Linked DNA regions of Homo sapiens: region 2 is linked to region 1. A link is an interaction called in ENCODE POLR2A ChIA-PET data of the cell type or tissue named here. Cell type or tissue: OCI-LY7. All regions are shown on one strand. Links, peaks and the distances in the headings refer to the core of each region. The heading gives the core; the rest is flanking DNA. Region 1 overlaps YOD1 (YOD1 deubiquitinase). Region 2 overlaps LINC02942 (long intergenic non-protein coding RNA 2942).

Region 1 (12,528 bases), core at 4,529-12,528:
GAAGTTACTTACAAGCCTTGAGCCTCCCCTCCCTGCAAACACATATATGTCCTAGCTGAAATAAATCACTATTTCAAATTTTCTTTTTTCCATTCTCCATGTACTTAAATGTTTTCCCTGGAATTCATATTGTTTTTGCTTTGTTTTATTTTTGCTTAGAAATATACCAAGTCTCTAACATTCCAAGAGAGTTGGAAAGGAGGCCTGGACTACAGAAAAGGGAGGATTTCCAAAGTCAGTCAAAAGCCTGAAAGAATAAGACTTCCTGGTTGATATAGGTCATCATTTGAGGGGGTATGTGTGTCATTGCTCTTAGTATGTAAATGCCTGTTTGATGACCAGACTCTGTGGAAACTAATTACAGCCCAGCTCACCTGACTCATCTGTTCTCTCCTTCTCCATTCTTGCATGCTGTTGTGGTCATCTCTTTGACTGTCAGAGGCTAGTTTATGATTTCCTTTCTCAGTACAACCTCCCCACTTAGGCACCTCCCTTCCCTCTAAGTGCACATGCAAGGTGTGTTAGTCCATTTGCATTGCTATAAAGGAATACCTGAGACCTAGTAATTTATAAAGAAAAGAGGTTTGGCTGGCATGGTGGCTCATGCCTGTAATTCCAGCACTTTGGATGGCCAAGGCAGGGGGATTGCTTGAGCTCAGGAGTTGGAGACCAGCCTGGGCAACATGGCAAAACCCTGTCTCTACTAAAAGTACAAAAATTAGCCAGGTATGGCAGTGCGCACCTGCAGTCCCAGGTGCTCGTGGGGTGAGGCGAAAGGATGGCTTGAGACCGGGAGATCAAGGCTGCAGTGAGCCATGATTATGACACTGCACTCCAGCCTTGGTGACAGAGCAAGACCCTGTCTTAAAAACAAACAAACAAACAAACAAAAAAAACAAAAAAAGAAAAGAGGTTTGTTTTGCTCATGATTCTACAGGCTGTACAGGCATGGTGCTAGCATCTGCTAAGCTTCTGGTAAGAGTCTCAGGAAGCTTACAATCGTAACAGCAGGCAAAGGGAGAGCAGGCAGTGTCACACGGTGAGACAGGGAGCAAGAGAGAGGAAGGAGGTGCTAACATGCGTACTCAGTATACATTTATTAATATTTATTTTATTTGCTATAATGACTCATTATTAACAATAGACAGGGCCATGGAACATACACTTATCACATAGTACGTTAGTCTGTTTGCATTGGTGTAAAGGAATACCTGAGACCTAGTAATTGATACGGAAAAGGGGTTTGGCTGGGCATGATCTCATGTGAGAACTTAGAACTTACTCATTACAAAAGGACAGCACCAAGACATTCATGAGGGATCTGCCCCCATGACCCAAACGCCTCCCACTAGGTCCACCTCCAACTTTGGAGGTCACATTTCAACATGAGATTTGGAGGGGACAGAACATTCACACTATATCACATGGCAAAAACTCTAAGCATGGCAGACTGAATAGACTGTAACCACTTGTCTCCTACCTGCTGGTGTCTTGGTTCCCAGAAATGTCACATTTAATGGTTGACTCCACATGTCAGCATTTCCTGCTCTTGCTTTTGATTTGGTGTTACTGGATTCCTTTGAGTCACTAACATCTTTATGTTGATCGCATAACAGGCAGATTAGTACCACTATAACTTCATGAGTAACAACCTCAAATGGGTACTTTATACTTCAGGCAATTACTACTTTTCTCTAGGAAGCTGGATTTCCCATTTTCTGAGACCACTCTTTTTCTCTCTCCATAAACTGTCTACCTCTCTTTCACTCCATTTTCATATAACAACTTTGTCACCAATTTTGAAAGCTTCAGTATGACAACAGTAGTCAAGAGGCAGGAATGCCACATTCCCATCCCCAAATTTACAAACCTAACTTCCTCTGCACCCATTTTCTTCTTTTTTCCTGTCAGTACAACAACAACAAAAACCATGTTTTTCCTATAAAATCCTGTCATCCATTGTGTGTGCTCTGAATCTCATTTCACCAACTCTATCCCTGTAACCTTCTCTCCTGCATCATCATTTTGACCTTTCTCCTAAAATAATTCCCATCAGCTTTTTAAAATCTGCTGTCAGTTACCACACATCCAACTGCTTGTTAACTAATTTGTTAAAAATTACTTGAAAGTTAGCAGCTCACTAACTTCCGAAATGTTGTTGCTATTATTTACCCCACTATCTCTTTGTCCTTGAGTGTAATTCCATTACTATCATTTTACTGAAGTTTTGGGAGAGTGGAGGTTAGTGAATATGTTCAACTTGTTATCTTTAACCAGACATCCCTATTTACTCTTCAACTCATTTCTATCTGGCTACTTTCTCCTTGACTCCCCTAAAACAGCTCATGCTAAGGTCATCAATGAACTCCAGTTTGCCAAATCCTATAGACTGTTTGAATTCTTCTCTATCTTGTCTTTCTATAACATCCAACACAGCTGGCCACTTTCAGTTTTTTTAAAAAACTATTTTCTCTTGAATTCCATGACATAAAGTTCTCTTGCTTCTCTAATCTCTCCTGAACCCTCAGTTATCCTTGGTGGCTCTTTCTTCAACTAACTTTTAAATGCTAGTTCTTCTTCCCTTACCTGGCTCCTTAAATGTTGGGAGTTACTTGCAGCTTGGTGCTGAGTCTTCCTCCCTATATACACTCTCTCTACCTTCTCTCTTCCATCCACACAGCTTTTATCTATAGGTCAACAAGTCCAAAATTTAGGTCTTTGTCTTTAGATATATCTTTTGAACTTCAGACCTGTAGATGCCTACATGATCTCTGCTTTCACATGATTCACAAACATCTCAAACTTAACATGTCTTAACTCTTTTCTTCTCTATTCTCTCCAAATACTTCCCCCCTTCATCTTCCATGAATCAGTAAATGTCACTTTTTCCTACCAGTTGATTGAGTAAATATTATTCCACATCACCAATTCTTGGAGATCCTATCTCTAAATTATATATTACATCTATCCTCTTCTCTTGACATCTACATGGCCCAAGCCATCATCCACTTATTAGCTGTTTGTCCTTGAGGCAGTTTAAACTTTATAATTCTCAGTAATCATATCTATAAAATAGAGATGATAATAATAGCACATAACTTATAGAGTTATTGTAAAGATTACATGAGATAATACATGAAGAGTGCTGAGTATACTGTGAGCACTCAGTAAATGCTAACTATGATAATGCTCACCGTCATCACTTCCATATGTTACTGTAGTAGCCTCCTCCTCACTGGTACTCCACTTCCACTCCGCCCTCTTCAATCTCTTCTCCACAGGGCAGTTACAGTAAATTTTGAGGAACATCAATCTGATGCCTTCCTTAAAATGCTTGAATATCCTCCCAATGATCTTAGGATAACTTTATTCCTTTACAGGAATAAACTTCATTGACTTTATTCATTCACATGTTCATTCATTCAACTATATATCGAATGTCTATTGTAGATCCAGCCCCTTATTAGGTGTTAGGAATACAGCAATAACAAAAGTCACAACTAGTTCCTGCCCTTGTGGAGTTTACAAAGTAATTATGAGCACAAACATAAAATAAGCAAATAAAGCCTGTTAAATATGAATTCGAGGAAATGCTTAATATAGCTTATAGATGCTGCAAATCTGGATCCTTGCCTGCTTCTAATACTTTATTTCATGTCCCCTTCTCCTGTTTATCATACTGTGACCAGACTGGTCTGAAAAATATTTCATTTCCTTCTGCAACATCATGTTTGCAAATGCTGTACCCTCTATTTGAAATGATTTTATTTTTCAACTGATTAGTTCTTATTCATGCTTCAGATTTCAGCTTAAATGTCATCTTCTCAAAGTCTTTCCCAGATTCACCAATTTTAATTCGATTCTCCCACCCAATTATTCTTTTCATAGCATCTGTATTTATTTTTCACATCAGACAGGTAATGTGCTGATGTCATAACAAGGTTTGAGAGAGTCATCACATCCCACACATAAGTGCAAAACCCCAATCATCACACTTATGAACTACAAAAGGATCTCATAGCACTTGTATTTTTATTTCTTTGTAGTGTTGTTTTTTCTTTCCCTCCAAATTATACCCACCACCTAGGGAAGTTCCTGGTATGACATTAGCATTCAGAAATGTTTATTAAATGAATTAATATTATTGCAATCTTGAGGTATTTGACACCATATTTTGCAATAAGTAAAAGCTCAATGAGGATTTGTTAAACCATTTAACAATTTTCCGAGATAAGTTATTACCTTAGCTTTTCCTAGCCAAATTCAAGATCATTTTCTTGATCTTCATTGTAAGAGTAAGAAAAACAAGGCTAGATCTTTGGATGTTAAAGGATGAACCTAATGAGAGGGTAACTTTGGCAGTATGTCAACATAATGCAAAATCTGCTCCTTAGTTTTGTAGGTTTAAAAACTCAAATTGATCAATGTACTCCATAATATTAACACTCTAGGAGAGGTAATTCAATCCAATAAAATTCATTAGAGAAAGAGTTATCAACCCCAATACAAAACAGTTAAGTCATAGTGGAAGAAAGTTTGGAATTCCAGTAACTGTAAAATTTTGTCCATAATTAGGAATAGTAATTTTATGAAATGTCCTACATAACAGACTCTAAAAATAGATTCTTATTCCATAAAAAGGACATTTCCATTTAATTCAATATAAATATCCGACAGAATGGAAATGAACTGTGTTAGAAAAATATTTATGGTTACTTGATAAAGTGACTTTTCCTATTGGACAGTTCTAAATAAACCCTGACAAATTCTTACGAAACCCTTCTTTCCTCCATTGTTGACAGAAAAATTATTACATCATTTGTTTCATACCTGATATTTCCAAGATTACATGTTTTAAAAAAAAACCCCACGCTTTTATGGTAGTTGTTTCTTGATTATCTTAGGAAAGGTGCTGCTGAGGACTTCCACTTCCAGGAATGCTGGACTGGGTAATTCAGACAAACTCTCCTGCTGTTTGCAGTGTAGAGCCAAAAAGATAGTGAAGAATTTGGCAGGCACTAAGGACACAGGCCTGGATCAAGGTGAGGATAGGTCTGGTGTGTTGTGTCCAACATTTGAGGCCAGCCACTTTTCCTCTGGAGACATTTGTCTGTTCCAAAATGGGTGGCTGAGATGCTGAGAGGCTGAGTGGTACTTCTGACAGCTTAAGAGAACAAGGAGAACAGGCATCAGAGTTCAGGGTCCACCAATTAATGTGCTCTAGTGAGCCACACTCACTGCAGGTTGGGACCTCAGAGAGCTGCACCATAGGAGTGAGCATGACCTCTTCCAGCACTGGCGTGGGGACTAGCTGTGTTGGACTTACAAGTTATGGTGATGTCTATACACTCAGTGAGATAGGTAAGGGTTATTGGGAATAATTTTGTCTACATTTTGTACTTAACTTCGGTATTGATTTCAAACCTGACTCCTGAGTCAGCAGCAACTCCAAACAACTCCAGATTAATAGCTTTTCGGCTTATTGCAGTGATTCAACAGGGCCATCTTTAGGGTTTTAGAACATGGCCAAGTCATTATGACATCTGCTCCAATACCTCAAGATTCACTAATGAAGTCCTCCAAGTGAATACAGAGAAATGCCACAGGAATAAGATCAGAAAACTTCACTTCGTGTATGGAAGGAATTCTAGGTCAGAAGGGCAGAGAAGTTAAAAGAGTGGCAGCTACTAAAGCAAAGAGAGAGAAGGCTATTCATTCTTTGAGAGCTATTAATAGTTTCTTAGGAATTCTTGAATTCATTTTATGAGGAAATCATAAAAGTTTCAGTGGGCTTAGGGGAATATGTTTGTGTCTTGTTTTCGTCTGGTAAACATCCTCAAAATTTATAAACAAAATAGAGACAAAGACAATCCAAGTCAAAACAAAATAGAAAATATATTTGAAATGCCTGCTTTTCTGTTCTTGAATGTCTCATTCAGGCTTAAAGATATAAGATAAGCATAGATACTTACCATCCAGTAAGTATACACTTTGCCAAATACATGTCCTGCTTTGTAGCCTTCGCCACATAACTAAGAGCACAAGCCACTCTTTTTCTAAGCTCTAATGGGATGGTAAAGAGGACAGAAAAAAACTACGTTTTACTTTTTGTAGTTATAACTAGCATTTAAAACAGATTTTTTTTTTTTTTTTTTTTTTGAGACAAGAGTCTCGCTCTGTCGCCTAGGCTGGAGTGCAGTGGCGCTATCTCGGCTCACTGCAAGCTCCGCCTCCCAGGTTCACGCCATTCTCCTGCCTCAACCTCCCAAGTAGCTGGGACTACAGGCGCCCGCCACCACGCCCGGCTACTTTTTGTATTTTTAGTAGAGACAGGGTTTCACCGTGTTAGCCAGGATGGTCTCGATCTCCTGACCTCGTGATCTGCCCTGCCTCGGCCTCCCAAAAAGCTGGGATTACAGGCATGAGCCACCGCGCCTGGCCAGATTTTTTTTTTTTTTTAATTATACTTTAAGTTCTGGGATACATGTGCAGAACGTGCAGTTTTGTTACATAGGTATACATGTGCCATGGTGGTTTGCTGCACCCATGAACCCGTCATCTACATTAGGTATTTCTCCTAATGCTATCCCTCCTCTTACACCCCACCCCACTGACAGGCCCCAATGTGTGATGTTCCCTTCCCTGTGCCCATATGTTCTCATTGTTCAACTCCCACTTATGAGTGAGAACATGCAGTGTTTGGTTTTCTGTTCCTGTGTTAGTTTGCTGAGAATGATGGTTTCCAGCTTCATCCATGTCCCTGCAAAGGACGTGAACTCATTCTTTTCTATGGCTGCATAGTATTCCATGGTGTATATGTGCCACATTTCTTTATCCAATCTATCATTGATGGGCGTTTGGGTTGGTTCCAAGTCTTTGCTATTGTGAACAGTGCTGCAATAAACATATGTGTGCATGTGTCTTTATAGCAGAATGATTTAAATCCTTTTGGTATATACTCAGTAATGGGATTGTTGGGTCAAATGGTATTTCTAGTTCTAGATCCTTGAGGAATCGCCACACTGTTTTCCACAATGGTTGAACTAATTTACACTCCCACCAACAGTGTAACACGTGCCTATTTCTCCACATTCTCTCTAGCATCTGTAAAACAGATTTTAAGATGATAGGGACCTAATGACTTCTAGCACTATTTCTCATGCAAAAGACTACCTCCATTACTAATGTATTTTGATAGCTTTCATTTTCATTCTTGTTAGGTTTTTAATGTAAGTTTACTTTGCAACAATATCTATCCTTTTTTAGTCTGAGTTCTTTCCTCTAGGGCCTCAGAGAATAAATCTAATTCATCTTTTATACATGTCCCAAAATTTGAAGTTAGCTAACATGTCAATCTCTTCTTTTCCCCCTCATTTCTTCAGCCTCCAAGACGGCCATCAAACCTGTTTTTCACCACATTTTACAGGTAAAACCCACATCCAAACCTCCAATGCAACATGACCAACATTAAGACTATTGCGGCCAGGCGCAGTGGCTCACGTCTGTAATTCCAGCACTTGGGGAGGCTGAGGCGGGCAGTTCACGAGGTCAGGAGATCAAGACCATCCTGGCTAACGTGGTGAAACCCCATTCCTACTAAAAATACGAAAAATTAGCTGGGCGTGGTGGTGGGCGCCTGTAGTCCCAGCTACTTGGGAGGCTGAGGCCAGAGAATGGTGTGAACCTGGCAGGCGGAGCTTGCAGTGAGCCGAGATCACCCCACTACGCTGCAGCCTGGGCGACACAGCAACACTCTGTCTCACAAAAAAAAAAAAAAAAAAAAAAAAAAAAAAAAGACTATTGCTTCCTTTTTCCTGCTCTTTCAAGTATTAAAATGCAGCTATTTTTGCAACCTAAGCCATAGTACTCTATTCGGATCAGAATTAGAATTAAGTACCATTGCTTCGTCTTTTGTCAAACCAACTATAAAGCCAGGTTTTCCCTCATGCTGAACTCACATAATGGATTGTTTAGAATTCAAGGGCAGGACTTCACATTTAGGAATATTCAACGTTAGGATTTTTTGGCTTGTTGAGATTTTTGAATTGTCATTCATTGTTCTACAAATCTTCTCTGGATTTACATTATCTGTAAACTTAATAACTGTAAGTGGTGAGTGAAAATGAATTGCATGAGGCTAAGGACATAAAACTGGTATAAGCCATAAGAGATCTCTCGCAAGTTGATTAATGGTTCATTTAAACCACCATGGTGATAGCCACGATTCCCAAACTTTTTTTTTTTTTTTTAAATCATGCATCAGAATCGCCTGGTGGGCTTACTAAAATTGATTGTTGGGTCTCACCAATTTCTGATGTCCTTCTGAGCACTTGCATTTCTAACAAGTTCCCAGGTAATGTGATGACCAACTTTGGGAAGCATTGCTTTATGGGCACAATTAATCATTCAATAAGCTTCCATCACACAACCCAACCGATTCTTTATGAACCTTGTAATGTGAAGTTTGGCTTGACTTATTCTTATGTTGGATGTACACTGACCCCCAGAAATATATTTTATGCTGCTGTACAAACTGATTAGATATTATTATACTTCCACGTCCATAATTTTAAAGCTTTCAATGAGAAAGAATGGGTTAAATAGTTTAGTTTAGTTAGGGAACCTGAACTCTGGCCAATTGTAATAGCCACAGGGTTGCTTCAAATACATGTTTAAATGTTGACATTGCCAAAGATGAAATAAACCCTCCTATAGTGATGTTGCTGTTTTCAAACAGATCTAAGTTCACAAAGATTGCAGTCTATTAGAAAATAAATATTAAGCCTTTCCACACTGACAACTTGTCAGCAACAAATATTGAATTACAACTTGTAGGATTGGATTTAGAAAAAAATTTAGTCAATGAATGGGAATTTCAACCTTTCGTTAAGGAGAAATACCTTAGTTTCTCCTGTCTCATTCATTGAGTCCGCCTAAAGGGTGATATTTGGCAGATTTTGGTACCTTAGTTAAAGATTCGGTAAGCTTTTGATAATATGTATATTGAGTAAAATAGCCGTTCAGTGGCCATATCTGCCCTGATCCCAAAATATACTCAAACAACGTTTTCACTTCATTTATTCCTTTGAAACAAGTCACTTAATACAGCATTTAGATATTTAAAGTCATACACCTCATAAATAAAATCAATGCATCTTAATGACAATGGCAAAATCACATAAGAGTTGTAGAAAATGAAGTTAGACATCTTCCAGGTAGCAGCAGTGTATTACTTCAAAAAATGCTGGCAAATAGGCAAAACATTTTTAAAACAAGAAAACACTGTCCATCTGCATTAAGAAAAAATATTTTCTTATGCTGTTTTGCCCATCCCTACTTTTTCAAGTCATATTCTAAAGCTCTAATTTGACGGTCTTTACTTGTGGTTTTCTTTTTGCGTTAGGAACCTCTGTCTCTACTGCATTAATACAGAAACTATAGGAATATTGTTGTTCTCTAACCCTTTTCACAAACTATTCATATTCATTCTGTATTTAGGCTGAATTCAAATTTTTTTCAAGGAAAAATACTATTCTGCTAAGTACATATTTCCTGTAAACAGCTGGAGTCCTGAATGGCACCAATGTGACTGGAAAACTGACAAAAATTAGGTCCCCTGGTCCTTTAAGTAACTTACGGGCTAATTACATAGCCTATACCAGTTTATAAAGTAGACTCATGTAATCATATTAGAAATTCTGAGCCTAAGATGATCCTTTCTGTTTACCTACAACTTAATCAAATTATATCTTCACCATTCCTAAACTCCTATATGTTGGTTAGTACTTTTAAAAACATATGTATAAAAGGGCATCATGGCAAAATGCTTATAATTCATGGTTTCATACTTTAATGATAAGCTTTTTCACCTATGGCCATGCTACATTCTATGACAAGAAATGGGGAAGAAGGGTTGAGTTGACACAAAGGCATTGCTTTAAAAATGTTTGGAAAAGGGTAATTCATGACTAGGAATGCATCTATTTGACAATCTCTTCTTTATCAGTGGTACTTTGTCTTCTTGGCCCTTTTCTCCCTTCACTCTACCATGAGGGGGTTACCAACCTCCTTTAAATGTGTATGAATCAAGACCTAAATCAGCACCCTACAATTCAACATCAATAATAATTTTAAGTCAAACATTCAAAGCACTGTAAGCAAAATGCTAGATAATTTTGAGAAAAATAAACACTCTCCCACAACCAGGGACACTTAATATTCTTTTTATGTGGAATGAAATGTGCTGAAATACTGTAACATAAGAAAACAGCTTTAGTTTATAAACTAGCTTATTCAAATCAAGTGTTTCACTTTGGACTTAAAATGATGCCACTTGTATATGACACGTTTAAGGCCTCTGACTCAAAAATCAGCTTCCTTATAAGTCTGCTTGGAAACAAGTTTTAAGGATCGAATCTTTTAGAAATTATCAGTCATCTCTGCACTACAAGGACAAATTTGAATACTGCATTGTATAATAATACAAGATATTCACATAATAATAAGTAACATTTTTAATGCTAGGGCACAGACCATGCTCCTAATAGTTACTGAAATTGAGTTCTACTGTTATCAAAACACCAGAATGTTGTGCCAATAGATACACTCTACACTGATGGCAATCTTTGATTAAGAAGAGCTGATGGTTAGTAGCTCAAGAATTGTACTTTAATGTCCTTAATTAGATCCCTAGAGGGCCAACATGTAAACTTTTATTCCATATATATTTTTTAAAGTGCTGCAAACAAATGTGTCTCCACACATGAAAGAACATAATTCTTAGTATGTTTAGGAAGGCCACCTGATTTGTCAAAAAAAAAAAAAAATCACTCTTGCTTAATCTTGCATACTTCCCATTCCATTTTTTTTCCCAAAAAGATGTAAGAAAACTATGTTTAGCTTAGGGCAACTTGCAACACCCACGTTTTAATCCCTCCACAGAAGGAATAAACTAGAGAAGCAAGTTAGGCATGGGCATTTAGGGACACAGACAAATTAGATAGATAACATAATGTTAGTTAATTCCTCATTATTATTTTGCTGGGACTTCATGGAATAATCAAGCGGCATGACTACATTAGTTGTTAAAAACAGGGTCAAACTGACCAGCAGTCAAGCGTCAAGGGTACCACTTGACTATGCTAATTTCATGGGAAACAATGAAGAAATCAACCATGAACCATTAGCAAAAGATGGAACACACTAATGTCTTCACTTGGCTAACACATCACAAAATTTCCAGGTATGTTAAATTTTAGCTTCTGAAATCACTTTATTCAGGAGTGAATCTTCATAGTACTACACCTGACCTTTAATCCAAAGAAAAGTAAGAGAAAGGAAGAAGGGTGGGGTGGGAAAGTGAGGTCTTTATTCACTTTGCCACTAATATAAACTGTCATTTTAATTTTTAAAAAAATTCCTCTATGGCAGGCAAAAACTCAATGAATAGGAAAGATTTCATTCTGCTCTAGTACAAAACTTAAGACATTTAATCCTCCTGAAAGTTGTAAGTCCATAGATTTTCAAAATTCCCAAGATGAGAATTTACTCCCTTTAATAACTAATTCCAAGAGTTTAATAAGCACAGTAAAAAATGAAAAAACAAACAAACAAAAAGCAAACCCCTGTAAATTCTGTGAGGCTTAAAAGCTTGAGTTTAGAATGAGCAAAGGTTTAGGTTTTTAATCCTCAATAATTAAATCAGATGGTCCACAAATAAAGCTTCACCTTGAATTTTCCAGGATCAGAACACTAAAGTACTAGTGCTAAATTTCAGCAGACTAAAGAGTCATTTTTGAAAGGAATTTGACAGAGTATCAGTGTCCAACCGGTAAATGGACAACCTAGATAACAGATAAAATACAATGAAATAAGATCCCCTGAATAAATACTTGACACTTAATATGTAAACAAAGCCCTTACAATGAAGGGGTTTAATTCTGTAAAATATCAGTGTTCTATTCCTTTCCATTTGTTAAATTTACCCACTGTAGAAAATATATACTGAATATAAAGTGACAGAAACTTATGTTGGAACATATCAAAACATATGACAGAAACATATCAAAACATGCCTGGCACAGTATAAATTACTCAATAAATATTTGTTGCACGAATAAACTTCTAGATCTAAAGCTGTAGTAAGCAAATGTCAACTCTGTGTCCTGAAGTAGCAAAGAAAGGAAGGCAAGCTTTCTGAGTAATGATGCATAAAGCTCAATTTGATAATTGTTATCTAGTGGTATATTCTTAATTTACAGTTTTAAATTTAGTATTTTCTGGGAGAAGTAAAAAAGATACAAAACCAAAACCATCCAGATCAGATGAGAGTCAGGTGTGGAGAGATTTTCAATCCCATTAATTTGAACACATTATGATTGCCAAACATTAAGTATCATAAGCTCATCAGTGCTATTTTTAAGGCTCAGTAAAATAGAAAACTAAACACTTTTAAGTTATGCTGACCATAACAGCTTATATTGTCTAAAATAACTATGCACACAAAAGGTACTCAAGAAATGTCATCTG
Region 2 (12,528 bases), core at 2,535-10,534, 270 kb after region 1:
TGATCCCTCCATTCGGGGTTCCTGACTTCCCGCAATAGCTGGATTGGTATTTTTTAACCATTTCTTTTACTTTAAATGGAATTTAAATATAATTTAAATTTTAAATGGAAAATGAACTATAATCTGGTAAATGGCATGCAGTTTGTTACCTTGCTTGCATATTTTGTCTTATTTTCTGCCCTTTGAGTTTATGTTAGTCTTAGGCTCTACATCATTCTTCTCTATGCCTGATAGAATGGTTTGTTTGTACCGCCCTGCAATATATTTAATATTATGATGGGACATATTATGTACCATGCCCAGATCCTATGACTCACAATTAATAGGAAAGATTAAGAGACATTACTCATTCATTTATAGCTAAGTGACGTGTTATTTTATTGTTTTATTTATTTTATTATAAGCCCATAAGATGATGGCTGTTACGTACATAACACCTAGACCAAGATTGCTAATCAAAGGAAAGGGAACTAAACTAAATCTCTGTTCTTGGCAGCGTCACTCATTGTCCATTCATTCATATGTTTATTGACTCTATCTTATATGTCATGCACTGTATTAGTTGAGCGGTAATATGACTCATTCCTAAGCTTTGTCCTTGAGAGGCCATGGTCTAGTGGCAAAAACAATTACAGATATTTGTTAAATGTTATAATAGAATATTGTTCAAGGTGTGTGGGAAGGTTACGGAAGACTTCCTGAAGCTGATAATAGTTAATCTCCATCCTGAAGTAAAATGAGTTAGGCAGGTATATAAATAAATCACATCTTAGGTAAAGGGCAAAGCAGCTGAGGTGGAAAGGCTGGAGCCTAGGCAAGCAATGCACATCACGTTCTGGAAGCAGCATGCAGACTGCCAGTTTGCACCCTCCACACATCATATCTGCTTATCCTGAAATTACACTGGACTTTGTGGATCCTTCGCAGCAGAAAAGGCTTCACTAAGAAACACTGAAACATATTCAGATTTCAGCTGCTAAATTAAAACTACTGACATTTCTCAAAGAATCTGGTTTGTCCATTAAGTGCAAGCTGATATCATCACAGAAATTTTTTATCTTGGGAGCACCTTTTGGAAACTTAGACTCCAGTTACGTATTTGAAATAGCGAAAACCTTTGTCAAACAGCCCTTCAATCCGATGCAAAACCATTAGTGCTTTGTGCGCACATTGGGCAACTGTGATCCTTCAGGATTGGCTGCTCTCGAGAAAGAAAACTCCCTATGGGCCACCACACCCCCTACTTTATCCATGGGGAAGCAGCGGTATCAAATGGCCAATGGTCCTAGTTCCTGGCACAAAGTAGAAGCATGATAAACATTAGTGATTAAACATATTAAACATGGAAAACATAAAATTAGTGATTAAAAATTAGTCTAAATCCATGTCTTACCAGGTGGATTGTTATCTCCAGCAAACCCTGGGCCTTGAATTCACTTTTTGTCAAGGAATTTTATTAAGAAACATGAGTCATATCTGAATATTTTTAAAAATATAAATTACAAGTTAATTGGCTTTGCAAAAGACATATGTTGATGTACTTTGTTGCATTTTAGGTAGCATTTTGGTTAAGAAGAGCCCCCTCTTTAAGCCATTTAAGAGGGAAAAGCTGATTCACAGTTTGCCTTATTTGCTAGGTATTTCTATTCCAGGGGCAAAGAAGATTATTCAACATATACTTCTGTTCTCTATTTTGACATATCCAGTTTTTCCAAAGTTCCTAGCCAGATGCTAAATTCATATAGCTGATAAAGGAGTCTCTGTTCTTAAGATGATAATAGAGAGCATTTCATGAAATGGTTAAGCAGTAACACATATACATAGTATATGTATATATATATATAGTGACTTCTGTTGAAAAAATAAGTGACTATTCGTATTTATTTTCACTCTTTCTCAAAATGCCACTAAAATTACAGTGTCATTTTAACTAAAATTAAAAATAATTTTTTAAAGGCATAAAAACACAAAAGAATAAATGGCAGAGGAGATGCAGAAAGGTGTTTGAATTGTTACCGATTTAGCAGAAAGTAGAAAGCTAAAACCTTCCTGCCTGTAGCCAGTCTGTTTATGCTGCAGAACCCCAGAAAGGCTCAGAAATTGGAGGCACAAAGAACCTTTGGAGATTAGGAATTAAACTGAAAATAGGAGGATCAGTTGAAAGTGTATATAAAGTCGACAGACCTGAAGGACGCTTCTCATATGCAGAGCATTTAGGAGACTATTATCATGCTTTTACTTTCTGCCAGGAACTAGGACCATTGGCCATTTGATACAGCTGCTTCCCTGTGGATAAAGTAGTGGGGTGGGGTGTGGTGACCCGTGGGAAGCTTTCTTTCTCGAGAGCAGCCAATCCTGAAGGATCCCAGTTGCTCAATGTGCGCACAAAGCACTAATGGTTTTGCTTCTAATTGAAGTGCTGTTTGACAAAGAAGGTTTTTGCCATTTCTCCTATCCAGAGAAGAGGCAAGGGGCATTAAATGGAAAAATCAAAATCAGAGTAGTTCTCAACTCTAGGAAAACTGACAGTGAAAGAAGAAGGGTAGGAAAGGCAAACATTGAATGGTGAGACCTGTAACTCCCTGGTGAGACTAAGATCCCAGAATGTTGGTAGCCAGGCTTATACCTCTCTGTTCCATTCCAGGTGAGACTTCAGAGGATTTCTTTTTAGGGAAATGAATGAGACTAAGAGAAAATACTTTTAGATGCTAACATATGGGGTTGTTTCCCACACTGTCAAGTTCCCAACCCAATAACCCTACACTGAAGCCAACCAGGAAACACACACAGTTTACAACTAGCTTGTTGGAGTCTCATTTGTAAATATTGAAGGAAACATTATGGATCATAAGATGCTTGAGGAGGCCTCCAACATGAAATACAGAGAACAAAACTAACAAACACGGACAAAAAGAAACTCGGAAGACAGACAATGCAAACAGAAGAAGAAAACAAACCACCGTCAAAACAAAGCAAAATCCTGTATATTTAATATCATCACATATAAAAGAAGATATTATATATGTTAAATGAGTAAATAATGCTGGTTAAAAACATTCAGAGAATAAGTAAGAGCTCATGGAAATTACAAATATTACAGCAATAATAAAAGTTCAACAGAAGCACTGGATAAAAGTTGAGAAATTTTAAGAAAATATAACAAGATGAGAAACAAAAATAGAAAAGATACAAGGTTTAGAGAACTAATAGGAGTTCTAAGATTAACAGTCTGACACTTTGGGAGGCCGAGGCGGGTGGATCATGAGGTCAGGAGATCGAGACCATCCTGGCTAACAAGGTGAAACCCTGTCTCTACTAAAAATACAAAAAATTAGCCGGGCGCGGTGGCGGGCGCCTGTAGTCCCAGCTACTCGGGAGGCTGAGGCAGGAGAATGGCGTGAACCCGGGAAGCGGAGCTTGCAGTGAGCCGAGATTGCGCCACTGCAGTCCGCAGTCCGGCCTGGGCGACAGAGCGAGACTCCGTCTCAAAAAAAAAAAAAAAAAAAAAAAAGAAAAAAAAGATTAACAGTCTGACTAATAAGAGTTCTAAAAAGAGTATACTGAAAAAAATTATCAAAATAATAATATAATAATAGTTTCCAAAATTGGAAGGCACAAATTTCTAGACTGAATGGTTCAGCATAGTGAATGGAAACAGACTAACACAAGGCACATTGTGATTAAAATTTCGGAGTTCCAAGTTTAGAGACAAAACCATAACTTTCAATAGAATAAAAGTGAATCAAACATAAAGAATTAAGAATCAGAATGACATTAATATTCTGAAAGTAATTCTGAAATTAGATGTCAATTGGAGAAATGCCTTCAAAATCCTAAGGAAAATGGTTTCAACTTAGATTTTAAGACCTAGACTAACTATCGATCAAGTTTGTAGGCAGAATAAAAGCCTTTTCAAAATTTAAAAAAATCTAAAAAAGAAAATTACCTCCCCATGCCCCTTTTTTTCCAGGAAGCTATTGGAGAATACACACCTTCGAAATGCGGAGAAATATAAGAAAAGGAAGACAAGAGTTCAAGAAGCCAGGCATCCAACAATAATAACTAAAGAGGCAAGGTAATTCTCAGGATGATGTAACAGAAAGTCCAGACTGGTGAATGACAATGAAGAACTACAAGAGGTTTGTACTCTGAAAAGAAGAAGGAAAAAAGTGGAACTCACAGTTTGTCTAAAGTTTTTGACCATGTTTCAAGGAAGTATATGGTTCTGTGCAAAGTTAGCAAAAGGTACATTAAAAAAATGAGAAAACAACAAAATCAGGCAATTACCAACTAAAAGTATAAAGAATTTGGTACAAAAAAGGAAATTAATAATACACTACATGCTAACTTGTTAACAATTTTTACATAGTACCAATACAATAAATACAATGTTAATTTCAAACTGCAATTAATTATGCTGGAAGGATGTGGGAGTGTTAAGAGAGTTAAATTAAAATCTTCATAACAGGAAGTCAACAGATAATACCTACTGAATATTTCTACTTTTTGGAGGGATGTTGGGTTGGGGAACTACTGTTTCATTTCCTTAAAGTACTATTTGGCTTTTTAAATTGCCTGTACACATGCATATGCATACATAGTCTAAAGTTAAATTTTTAAAACCACATATAAAAGCCATGTGGGAAAAGAATTATTGTGAATGCTTAGTAAAAGAATGTATGCACAGCACATAATACAATGTTGATACATCATAGAGTATTAATAAAGTCCCCAAGATTTGCCTGCTTGGGATAGTCTTATTAACAAAAGTTAATCTTGTTAATAAAACAGTCAACAAATATATAAATCTTTACTCATCAGTCCCTAGTAAAATTTTCCAACTGTTGTGGAAGATATAAAGAAATATGAAACATAATCCTTACATTAAAATACCTTCTAATAAGTTATGGCAGTTAATATTTAATTGGTGTTATATGTACAGTAGGCACTGTCCCAAGTTCTTTACATATTATCTCTTTTAATTCTATGAGATAGACATTATTATCTCCATTTTATTATATAAATGAGGAAACTGAGGCACACTAAAATGAAGTAACTTGTCCAGGTCATGGAGCTCATAAGAGAGGGAGGTAGGATTCCAGTCCAAGCAGAAGGCGAGGGAGTCTCAGATTGCTTTATAATCTAATTGAGGGGAAGAAGAAACAGAGCTAAACAACCTTATATGATTTAAGGAGGAGTTCAACATAATACTGGAAGAGATGTCACAAACTAATGCAAGCATACTTTAGGGGAAATTGCTGTATTACACTAGGAGATCAGAAGAGAGTGCAAACCCTTCAGACTGATAGCCAAGGAAGCATTTAATTGGACCAGCTGGCTGGGGAGGGCATTCCTTGTAAGTGAATCAACACGCAGAGGTGGTAACCATAGCATGCCAGGGATCAGCGAGGAAGGTAATTTGACTAGAGCATAGCACATTTTGTTCATCCACAAATAAAACCTGTGAGATCAAAGCAGGAAAGGCCTAATAACAAATTATAAATGGCCTTGAAAGCAGACTAAGAAGCTTGGACTTTATTTTGTGAAAACGGGAAGTGATTGCTGAGCATGTGCACTTAATCTGGACATTGTACATGTAATCAGCTGACAGGAAGAGAACAAGTAACGGCTTATTGTGGCAGTCTGGATAAGATTTATCAAAATCTCAAACTAGCCTGGGGTAAGTGAGAGTGGAATTGGCTGGATCCTGGATGAGAAGTCCCACAAGGACTTACAGAAACAATTTGCATTTTATCTTTCTACCAAGGAGAAAAGTTTTTCAAACTACAAAGGCTAGATATAATTAAAAGGGAATTAAATTTCAAAAAGTTCAAGTAAGAGTATCTGCTTTGAAAAAATGAGTTTCTAGGTTTCAATAAGTTACAACATAGCATAATCAAATACTTAACTATTATGATTATGAATTGGCTGGCAGGATTTCTTTTAAAATGAAAGTAAAGCTTTCTAGATGTAACAATAAAGCATGCTCAATATGGAAAAAATATACAAAGAAAAAAATCAGCAAACTTATTCACATACCCTTAGTTTGGTTATTTTTTTTCAGTCTTTTCTATGAATAACTTTGTTTCCATGTTAATACAAAGTTACAATTGATTATCATATTATATATAGAAGATATAATTTTCTTCTTGCTTAAACATTTTAATAAAACATTTTTCAGTCTTTTCTTTGAATAACTTTGTTTCCATGTTAATACACAGTTACAATTGAATTTTCTTCTTGCTTAAACTTTTTTTTTTTTTTTTTTTGAGATGGGGTCTCACTCTATCGCCCAGGCTGGAGTGCAGTGGCCCGATCTTGGCTCACTGAAAACTCCGCCTCGCAGGTTCATGCTATTCTCCTGCCTCAGCCTCCTGAGTAGCTGGGACTACAGGCACCCGCCACAACACCCAGCTAATTTTTTTGTATTTTTAGTAGACACGGGGTTTCACCGTGTTATCCAGGATGGTCTCGATCTCCTGACCTTGTGATCTGCCCACCTCGGCCTCCCAAAGTGCTGGGATTACAGGCGTGGGCCACCACACCTGGCCTTGCTTAAACATTTTAATAAAACATTTCATATTCCATTACAAATTTATTTGTATACATAACTAATAATTGCATAATACTTAATAATGTGTATATATGTACTAAAAGGTTTTTAACCATTCCTGTGTAGTTGGATATTTAAGCACATTCTAAATCTCTGTTTATATAAGCCTAATATCTCTTTGCTCAAAATCAATTTTCTGTATTGTGGATTACCTCCTCAGGCCGGTTTTCCAGCTAAAAATCTTAAGAAAAACAATGGAGAATGAAAGAAGTAAACAGTTTAAACATAACTTCTATTTAAGAGGGCATGAAATGGTTAAATTGCAAAACCTTAGTGAGTCACCAGAGTGATTATTTTTAACCACACTGTCCCTGAAGGACAACTGATAATGATATATGGGAAGTAACTATAGTGCAGAAAATATCTAAGCAGGCATAACAAGTGTTTAGTAATTAACATCAGAATGACATTATAGTTTTTATTAATTTTCCAGCCAGAGTCTCACTCTGTCACCCAGGCTGGAGTGCAGTGGTGTAATCTCGACTCACGGAAACCTCTGCCTCCCAGGTTCAAGCGATTCTCCTGCCTCAGCCTCCTGAGTAGCTGGGACTACAGGCGCCCGCTACCATGCCCAGCTAATTTTTGTATTTTTAGTAGAGACGGGGTTTTACCATATTGGCCAGGCTGGTCTCGAACTCCTGACCTCATGATCTGCCCTCCTCAGCCTCCCAAAGTGCTGGGATTACAGGCATGAGCCATCGCACCTGGCCGCAGAATGACATTATCGTTACATCTACACTTGAATGTATTTTATATTGCATTTAAATTTATTTACATGTATTTTAACTTAACTGGTAAAATTCTGAAGCATGGGTATAATTATTCTCTTAATGCACCTTATTCTTTTAAATTTCTGAATTAATGGAATCTGTAGACATTATTACAAAGATATATCTGAGCCAGTTATATTACTGAAATCACCTTTGCAAAAATTATGACAGTGAGAAAAATATGACATAGGAAAATTATGACAGTAAAGGAAATCTGACCTAACCAACTCCATCTTGGTTCTAACCTCCAAGCTGTCCTTGTTCATTCCCGGGTACAGGCTGAACTAACTTTGAGAGGAATTTAGCTCATGGTTTAACTTTGAAACAAAGATGATAACAGCCTTCCCCAAAACAAATCCCCTCCTTGTTTGGGGACCAGATTGCCTTTGTAAAACTAACAAAATTACCCACAAGATTAGGAATTATGGAGTCATGCAACCAGAGATCACAAGATTCCTAAGCTCAATTGCTCTGATAGATAACATTACTGTTGTAAAACCTAAGATTGGTGTTCGAAGCATTTTTCAGACCCTGCATTCTGATAGACCAGCTGGTGCCACCCAGACTGGTAAACTGGCTCATCTGGTTTTGTGGCCCCCACCCAGGAACTGACTTAATGCAAGAGGACAGCTTGGACTCCCTGTGATTCCATCCCTGACCCAATTTATCACCATTCCCCATTCCCTAGCTCCCTACCCGCCAAACTGTCTTACAAAAATCCTAGCCTCTGACTTTTTGGGGAGGCTGATTTGAGTAACAATAAAACTCCAGTCTCCAATTTAGCCAGCTCTACATGTATTAAACTTTGTCTACTGTAATTCCCATCTGGATAAATCAGTTCCATCTGGACAGTGGGCAAGAAGAATCTGTTGGGCAATTACATTACCCACTGACAAAGTAAAAATCCGGTGCTTGGAGTGAGCAGACCAAATACACAACACCCTTTAAAATATGGTGCTTGCAGGGATCTGCTTTTTATTTTGTAGTTTATTGTGAAGTGTGGGTGGTGTGATGGGCCAAGCACAAAACCTGCAGTTGATGATGTGGGTTCATGCTTTACCCTGATTATTATTAGGTGTATGACTTTGGACTTGTTAGAGAATCACTGAAATTCATTTAGAGGTTAATAATAACACCTATCTCACAGAGTGGATCTGAGAATTAAGTGAGATATTAGTGAAAAACTCCCCAGAGATGATAAGTCCTACATTCATCTAAATTGTTGCTGTCATTATTTCTGTCTGCCACATTATCCTGGCACAAGATTTAGTGGGGATTCATTGAGCAGGTGAGAGGTGATGTGGAAAAGATCCATAAAATTACCTCATTAGCTCTGAGAACCTATCACTAGCTCTTCAGATGGAGCAGTGAGAACAGGCTGGGATCAAACAGTATGGAGAAAAGAATCTCCTTGGTTCTCCTTTCATGGGAAATTGCATCAGAAGTTCCTGTGGATGGCTTGTTAATTGGTGAGCATTCTGATTCAACACTGTGTCTCTCAGAATATAGTAAACAACCAAGGTTACACTATCCACATCAAATGATTAATGCAATATGCTTATAATTGTTTTGTGATTTTGCCAATTTTCTCATATATATAACAACTCAGTGTTTTGCAAGTCAGCAAAGCCCATTGATATTGTTCTTTATGGGCTCAAATTATTTCACATCCATGGTTAACACTACTTCAAACTGATTGACAAAATTAGGGGGCAAAACGAGAAAAGGTGTATTTGGTTGTGCTATTCTTGACACATAACCCAGTTGATTCACTGTTGCCAAAGCCCACCAACTCCACATCTGAGACCTTTGATTCCATTTTATGATTTTTAATCAACTTCATTGAGGTATAATTTACATAAAACAAATGGAAACATTCAAATTATCCAGTTTCACGAGTCTTGACAAATGTATACACCATGTAACCACTACCCCAATAAATATATAGAACATTTTCCCCCAAAAGTTCCCTTTTGCCATTTTGCAGTAAATTCTCCTACCCTCTTGCACTCCCCACTCCCGATAGTCATTACTTTGATTTCTATCATCATAAGTTGATTTTGCTTGTTCTGGAACTTCATATAAATGAAATCATATAATATCCACTCTATGTGCCTAGTTTCCTCTGCTCAGCAAGTTTTTGAAATTCATCCCTATTGTGTGTATCATTAATTTGTTCCTTTTTAATGTGAAGTAGTATTCATTGTATGGAAGTGCCACAATTTGTTTAACCATTCAGCTACTTATGAATTGTTTCCAGCTTGTAGCTGTTATAAATAAAGCTTCTATAAACATTTATGTACAAATCTTTGTAGACATTTTTATTTTTCCTGGGTCCATACTTGGAAATATAAGGTCATATGGTAAGTCTCTGTTATGTAAGAAGTTTCTAAATTGGTTCTTTTCCATGCAAACCTGACACACACACAAACAAACCCTGACATAATTATTATAGACCTTTGGGCTAATGGACTAAATGACATCAAAATGAGGCCACATGGTCTGGAAACATGAGGGGGAAAGGATGTCACAGAAGTAGTAGAGGAGGTGGTATCAGATGGGGGACTTGAGAAAACAGAAGTGTTTTCAACAAAACCTGCAATTATTGTTTGTCTGAAGTAAATTACCTTCTTCATAGCAGAACATTTGGCTATATGAGAAAGTACTATTTATCCTAGAGAAATGATCATCATATAGGTAAATGGATTTTATTTGACATCTGAAAGAACAGTGCTAGGAAAATACTCACCGATGAACACTTTGAGAAAGATCGAGGAACGCTTTAGTCTTCATTATGCACCAACAAATAAAAGGTAACACGTAGAGTGGACGGAGCATAATTTTAAATCTCCCCAGAACTGGGTTCAAATTTTGCTTGGCTTTGCCATCTGTATTGTTTTATCCAATCATTTCCCCCTCTGAACCTGTCCCAACATGTGCAATTGTAAGTAATAATAGTTTACTCATGGCACTGCTGGATGGTTAACCAAGGTTAAGTCTCAAAGTGAGAGTATCAATGGAAGGTGATCCCTTCAATGTAAATTTCTTCTTTCTTCCCTCCTTACCCTTGTGCAATTCTAGTAAGCTTAAATTGTAAATCTGCTTAACTTGCAAGCTGTTAAATCAAGGGAAACAAACTGCAGATGGGACTACATTGGAGGTAAAGAATCCAATGTTTATACAATTCTGAATCTTGGTAAATGACCTAATCTTTGCTAAAGGAAAAATACTACTGAGTGGGGAAAGAATAAGGAAAACAACTAAATGATCTCCACATTGCTAATACATGAGAATTTCATATTGCTTTTACAGAATTTTAAAACTGTATGTCATGACATGGCTGTATTTATAGATTTCATGAAAAGTGGCCAAGTCTTGTTATAGGAAACATTCATTCATGTCATCACCCATGATCATTCATTATTGTTAATATTTATAGAGTACTGTGTGCCAAGCAATGGGCCAAATGCTTTACATACATTATTTCCTTTATTCCTCACAAAACCTCTATGAGGTAATATCATTACACCTGTTTTATAAGTGGGAAATTTGTGTTTCAGAGCGGTTGGGTGCTGGACCACACTCTCACATGCACACACACTCTCACATGCTCACATTCATACACGCACATACACTCTCACATGCTCATACACATTCATATACATGCACACACATGCTCACACAGGCTTTCATACACACACTCACATGCTCACACACATTCATACATGCACACACATGCACACTCATTCATACATGCACACACATGCTCAGACTTTCATACACACACACATGCACACACACATTCATACATGCACGCACACTCTCACATGCTCACACACATTCATACATGCACACACTCATGCTCACACATATACATGCACACACTCACATGCTCACATTCATACATGCACACACACTCTCACATGCTCACATTCATACATGCACATACTCTCATGCTCACACACATTCATATATGCACACTCACATGCTCACACACATTCATATATGCACACTCACATGCTCACACACGTTCATACATGCACACACACGCTTACACACTCATACATGCATACACTCTCACATGCAAACATATTCTCACATTCTTGCACACACATACTAAAATGAACAAACTAGCCACAAGATTAAAAATTATGGCTCAGGAGTCATGCAGCTAAAGGCTACAAGATTCCTAACCTTCCCAATTGCTCCTATAAATAATGTTACTATTGCAAAACCTAAATTTGTGTTTGAAGTTCACACATGAACACAGTCTCACATGTGTGCACACACACATTTTCTTGTTCCTGCCCCTACCTCCAAAGTGGAGGTAGCAAAAATTCACTGTTGTCTCAGAAAGTTAGATCTTGGCAAATAAATATTTGCTCACATAAGTCAAGCATTGCATTTCCCCCTGGCTGCTGAGCCTGTTCTCACACACACAGGGAAGTCAGCTGCAGGGCAGGATGCCATTTCATAGGTGAACATGTCACATGGAATTAGACCACTTTTTCCCAGGTCCTGCTGAACCTGCACCTAGTGAAAAAAAAACTACTATGTCTGCTGCAATACACTGATACCTTGATTAGTGAATTCCTGAAGAACTCATGTATAAGAAATGGGAGAGTCCACTCATTTGTTTTCATTTATTAAAAAATACCCTTATTCTGTGAAGCAGAATTACCTGTATTTGCAGCTGCATGACAAAAATGCCTCAATATAAAGCTCCCCCCAACCCCCACCCCCCGCCCATTGGCTATTTTAAGATAAGTTGGCAATAAATTTAGGCTGAGTTAGAATGTAAATATGAAATAGACTGGTTCCTCAGATGTGAGGCATAGATAGGCACATTACATACTTTGGTAGCATAGAGGAAGGTACCAGGTATGATGCAATGGCAAGGGAGATTTTCTGGAGGAATGTTGCCTGGCCAGTCTAACAGAGGTGTTAAGATCCTAAGCACTAGTTCTACTGCCAGCAAGCCATGTGGTTTGGGGCTAGTTTCTTAACTTCCCTAAACACCAGCTGGTTCACTTGCAATGAGGGTGATAATATTTGCTCACAGTTTTGTATTCCTTGGCTTTCAAGAAATTGCACAATCCTCTTTCCTTTCCACTACCTTCTCCTTTCCCTTTCTCTGTCATTTGT

Evidence for each region. Peaks named below come from ENCODE experiments on the same cell type or tissue, not always from the same donor. Only the 100,000 strongest peaks of a DNase experiment are listed, where the experiment ranks them.
Region 2: POLR2A ChIA-PET joins it to region 1 with 5 read pairs; 17 of 35 experiments call an interaction of 5 or more read pairs at or near these places.

Annotation. Positions count from the first base shown.
Region 1 is chr1:207,034,787-207,047,314 of GRCh38, forward strand. YOD1 (YOD1 deubiquitinase) reads right to left here. Exons shown (of 2, transcript NM_018566.4): 2 at 9,063-12,528. It overlaps LOC124904826 (small nucleolar RNA U13), which reads right to left and starts at 4,014; the gene lies at 3,908-4,014. It also overlaps a transcript of PFKFB2 not described here. RefSeq lists a silencer at 4,738-5,032. In OCI-LY7, for the core only: no CTCF peak of the experiment used is centred there; no DNase peak of the experiment used is centred there; H3K4me3 peaks cover 563 bases.
Region 2 is chr1:207,304,497-207,317,024 of GRCh38, forward strand. It overlaps LINC02942 (long intergenic non-protein coding RNA 2942), which reads left to right. Exons shown (of 4, transcript NR_186170.1): 4 at 3,971-9,685. The region is part of intron 1 of LOC107985251 (a long non-coding RNA gene); the gene reads right to left. Among named protein-coding and RNA genes, the nearest start is that of CD55, 11 kb to the right of the region's middle. RefSeq lists an enhancer at 12,088-12,528. In OCI-LY7, for the core only: no CTCF peak of the experiment used is centred there; a DNase peak (open chromatin) is centred at 5,575; H3K4me3 peaks cover 905 bases; H3K27ac peaks cover 1,145 bases.